2 separate regions of the Homo sapiens genome follow, and region 1 is linked to region 2. A link is an interaction called in ENCODE POLR2A ChIA-PET data of the cell type or tissue named here. Cell type or tissue: A673. All regions are shown on one strand.

Region 1 (2,500 bases), 150 kb before region 2:
AGTCCCAGCTACTTGGGAGACTGAGGCAGGAGAATTGCTTGAACCCAGGAGGCAGAGGTTGCAGTGAGCCGAGATCACACCACTGCCCTCCAGCCTGGGCGACAGAGCAAGACTCCATCTCCAAAAAAATAAAAATAAAATAAAAGCCTGGGTACAGTGGCTCACGCCTGTAATCCCAGCACTTTGGGAGCCCGAGGCGGGCAGATCACGAGGTCAGGAGTTTGAGACCACCCTGGCCAATGTGGTGAAACCCCGTCTCTACTAAAAATACAAAAATTAGCTGGGCATGGTGGCGCGCGCCTGTAGTCCCAGCTACTCAGGAGGCTGAGGCAGAATTCCTTGAACCCGGGAGGTAGAAGTTGCAGTAAGCCGAGATCGTGCCACTGTACTCCAGCCAGGGTGACAGAGCAAGACTCTGTCCCCAAAAAATAAATAAATAATAAAGTAACTTTGGGAGGCCGAGGCGGGCGAGTCACCTGAGGTCAGGAGTTCGAGACCAGCCTGGCCAACATAGAGAAACCCCGTTTCTACTAAAAAATATAAATAAATAAATAAATAAATAAATAGGCTGGGCACGGTGGCTCACGCCTGTAATCCCACACTTTGGGAGGCCGAGGCGGGCGGATCACAAGGTCAGGAGATCAAGACCATCCTGGCTAACACAATGAAACCCCATCTCTACTAAAAATACAAACAATTAGCCGGGCGTGGTGGCAGGCGCCTGTAGTCCCAACTACCTGGGAGGCTGAGGCAGGTGAATGGCGTGAAACCAGGAGGCGGAGCTTGCAGTGAGCCGAGATTGCGCCACTGTACTCCAGCCTGGGCAACAGAGCGAGACTCTGTCTTAAAAATAAATAAATAAATAAATATGGCCAAGCACGGTGGCTCATGCCTACAATCCCAGCACTTTGGGAGGCCAAGGTGGGCAGATCACCTGAGGTCAGGAGTTCGAGACCAGCCTGGCCAACATGGAGAAACCCCGTCTCTACTACAAATACAAAAAATAGCTGGGCATGGTGGTGGGCACCTATAGTCCCAACCACTGAGGAGGCTGAGGCAGGAGAATCACTTGAACCTGGGAGGCAGAGGTTGCATTTCACCACTCCAGCCTGGGCAACAGAGTGAGACTCTATCTCAAAAAAAAATTAATTAATTAAATAAATAAACTCTGAGAGCCAGAGCTCACTGGGCCCTGTTGCTGGGCATCGCCAGCAGGGAAGGGCCTTTGGCCTGCGGAGGGGCGGTGGGGGGATGACGTGGTGGTGACGTCTCCCTCCCCTGCTCCCAGCCCCCCCCCAGCTGTCTTCGCTTCGTCCAGACCAACATCTCCCGCCTCCTGCAGGAGACCTCCGAGCAGCTGGTGGCGCTGAAGCCCTGGATCACTCGCCAGAACTTCTCCCGGTGCCTGGAGCTGCAGTGTCAGCCCGGTAAAGGCTTCCAGGCACCCCCACTCCTTCCCCTCCTGTCCTCACGGCCGCTCCTCCTCTCTGCACAGTGCATCCCAGACCCCATCTTTCTCATATTGGTTGTGACAAGGGCAAGCTTATTCCTCTTTCTGGAGCTCAGTTTACCAATTTTTTTTTTTTTTTTTTGAGACGGAGTCTCGCACTGTCGCCCAGGCTGGAGTGCAGTGGCGTGATCTTGGCTCACTGCAAGCTCCGCCTCTCGGGTTCATGCCATTCTCCTGCCTCAGCCTCCCAAGTAGCTGGGACCACAGGCGCCCGCCACCACACCCGGCTAATTTTTTGTATTTTTAGTAGAGACGGGGTTTTACCGAGTTAAACCAGGATGGTCTCGATCTCCTGACCTTGTGATCCACCTGCCTTGGCCTCCCAAAGTGCTGGGATTACAGGCGTGAGCCACAGTGCCCAGCCTACCTTTTTTTTTTTTTTTTTTTTTGAGATGGAGTCTTGCTCTGTCCCCCAGGCTGGAGTGCAGGGGTGCTATCTCGGCTCACTGCAAGCTCTGCCTCCTGGGTTCACGCCATTCTCTTGCCTCAGCCTCCCCAGCAGCTGGGACTACAGGCGCCTGCCACCTCACGCGGCTAATTTTTTTTTTTGTATTTTTAGTAGAGACGGTGTTTCACCGTGTCAGCCAGGATGGTCTCGATCTCCTGACCTCGTGATCTGCCCGCCTCGGCCTCCCAAAGTGCTAGGATTACAGATGTGAGCCACCGCGCCCAGCCTATTGTTTTTTTTTTCTAAGTCGGAGTCTTGCTCTGTCGCCCAGGCTGGAGTGCAGTGGCGCAATCTTGGCTCACTGCAACCTCCATCTCCAGGGTTCAAGCGAATCTTCTGCCTCAGCCTTCCGAGTACCTGGGATTACAGATGCGCATACCATGCCTGGCTAGTTTTTGTGTTTTTAGTAGAGATGGGTTTTCACCATGTTGGCCAGGCTGGTCTTGAACTCCTGACCTCAAGTGATCCACCCACCTTGGCCTCCCAAAGTGCTGGGATTATAGGCGTGAGCCACCGCGCTCAGCCTATTCACTCATTTAATT
Region 2 (2,500 bases):
CCACCCGCCCTGGCCTCCCAAAGTGCTGGGATTGATTAGAGGTATGAGCCACCGCGCTCGGCCGGGAGTGGAGTGTTGTGAGCGTGGACAGTGAGGTCAGGAATCATCCCTTTAGGGACAGAATCACCTTGTGGTTGGCCTTTGGCATCCAGCTGCCCAGATTAGAATCCCAGCTGCAGCACTAACCAGGCAGATTGGGTAACAGACCCCATCTTCACCTTTGCCATCCATTAAATGGGCTTTTGTCAAAATGAAGGAAGACAACCGGTTTGGAGCACCTGGCCTGCAGCTCCTGTGACCTGTAGCAGGAGATCTAGAGAAGCTTAACAGAGGTCCACAACATGACAGAAAACAAAGAGACACAGAGAAAGATAAAGATGGGGACATTGGCCGGGCGTGGTGGCTCACACCTGTAATCCCAGCACTTTGGGAGGCCAACGTGGATGGATCACCTGAGGTCAGGATTTCGAGACCAGCCTGGCCAGCATGGTGAAACCCTGCCTCTACTAAAAATACAAAAATTTGTCGGGTATGGCCGGGCACAGTGGCTTATGCCTGTAATCCCAGCAAATTGGGAGGCCAAGGTGGGACGATCATCTGAGGTCGGAAGTTCAAGACCAGCCTGACCAACATGGAGAAACCCCGTCTCTACTGAAAATACAAAATCAGCCGGGGTGGTGCGCATGCCTGTAATCCCAGCTACTCAGGAGGCTGAGGCAGGAGAATCGCTTGAACCCGGGAGGCGGAGGTTGCGGTGAGCCGAGATCGCGCCATTGCACTGCAGCCTGGGCAACAAGAGTGAAACACTGTCTCAAAAAAAAAAAAAAAAAAAAATTTAGTCGGGCATGCTTGCCGGTGCCTGTCATCCCAGCTACTTGGGAGGCTGAGGCAGAAGAATTGCTTGAGTCTGGGAGATGGAAGTTGCAGTGAGCCAAGATCACGCCACTGCACTCCAGCCTGAGCGGCAGAGTGAGACTCCGTCTTGAAAAAAAAAAAAAAAGATGGGGACATCAAAACCTGGAAAGCTTTAGAATCGTTGCTAGGGCCTGCCAGAGCTCAGGGGAGGGGAGGAACCGAATACATAATTTCTGGCACTAACAGTACCTAGGGAGATGCCAGCCTTTTTGCTGTTGTGTGTTGATCTTTGGGACACTGGTGGCTGTAAACCTTCCAAAAATGGTCTGCCAGTTGTCTTGAGCATTTGGGGGGCAAGCGGTAACTTTAATCACCTTCTCAAAGTGCATCTTGGTCCTACTAGAAGCAGGGTGCCCCAGCCAAGAAGTTGGCCCCATCGGGCAGTGCAGGAAAGACTCTGATCCTCTGCAGGGGGCATGTGGATGGTGAGATCTGGGAAGAGAGATGTTGGCACAGGACTCCTTCCTGTTGGGGGCTCAGTACCCGCAGCTGGGGCTTAGGTGGAAGTGTCAGAGCTTGTTTGGAAACTGATCAAAACATTGCCCACCCTCTTGCCCCACCACTCCCCATCCAGCAGGGGTGGACCCCTGGTGTGCAGAGTTCCTAGCAGGGAAGAGAGCCAACATGTGACAGTACATCCGAGCTGTACTTTTTCCCAGGGCAGAAGGTTGAGAACAGGCCAAAGATTCTGTGATAATAGAACCCGGAAAGGGATATTTAGCTAATCAGTTTTTTTTTTTTTTTTTTTTTTTTTGAGACAGAGTGTCGCTCTTGTTGCCCAGGCTGGAGTGCAACGGCACGATCTCAGCTCACTGCAACCTCTGCCTCCCGAGTTCAAGCGATTCTCATGCCTCACCCTCCCAAGTAGCTGGGATTACAGGCGCCCGCCACCACACCCGGCTAATTTTTGTAGTTTTAGTAGAGAGGGGGGTTTCACCATGTTGGCAAGGCTGCTCTCGAATTCCTGACCTTAGGTGATTCGCCCGCCTTGCCCTACCAAAGTGCTGGGATTACAGGCGTGAGCCACTGCGCCCAGCCTGCTAATCCGTGTTCTAATCCGGGATACAGAGGGACATTCATGGTTCTGGGGCAGAATGGAGACATGTCAGCCACAGTCATTGATGGTGAGCACTTAGTATGCGCCGGGCTCATTCCTCCTCTGCAATCGTCTCCTTTAGTCTCGTGCTCACCCTGTGAAGTAGCTTTGTACTTACCCCCATTTTACAGATGAGACTGAGGTGGCAGAGCTGGATTTGAATTCAGGCATCCCGGTCACGCAAAGGCCATGCTCCACCCTAGGACTAGGAAGCAGGTTCCAGGGTGGGTGCGAGTAGAGCATTCAGGGATCAGGGGCCTGGGTATAGGGAGCAGATGTTTGACTGCTGATAGGTTTCAGGTGGAGCCTCAAGTTCAGGGCATCGGGACATCTCGGTTGAGGTGTTTTGTTTTGTTTTTGTTTTTTTTGAGATGGACTCTCGCTCTGTCGTCCAGGCTAGAGTGCAGTGGCGCAATCTCGGCTCACTGCAACTCCACCTCCTGGGTTCACACCATTCTTCTGCCTCAGTCTCCTGAGTAGCTGGGACTA

Evidence for each region. Peaks named below come from ENCODE experiments on the same cell type or tissue, not always from the same donor. Only the 100,000 strongest peaks of a DNase experiment are listed, where the experiment ranks them.
Region 1: POLR2A ChIA-PET joins it to region 2 with 5 read pairs; 10 of 35 experiments call an interaction of 5 or more read pairs at or near these places.

Annotation. Positions count from the first base shown.
Region 1 is chr19:49,477,621-49,480,120 of GRCh38, forward strand. It overlaps FLT3LG (fms related receptor tyrosine kinase 3 ligand), which reads left to right. Exons shown (of 9, transcript NM_001459.4): 6 at 1,289-1,427. Among named protein-coding and RNA genes, the nearest start is that of FLT3LG, 4.7 kb to the left of the region's middle. In A673, a CTCF peak has its summit at 1,357; a DNase peak (open chromatin) is centred at 1,351.
Region 2 is chr19:49,629,843-49,632,342 of GRCh38, forward strand. No RefSeq gene overlaps it. Among named protein-coding and RNA genes, the nearest start is that of RRAS, 9.0 kb to the right of the region's middle. In A673, no CTCF peak of the experiment used is centred here; no DNase peak of the experiment used is centred here; H3K27ac peaks cover 724 bases.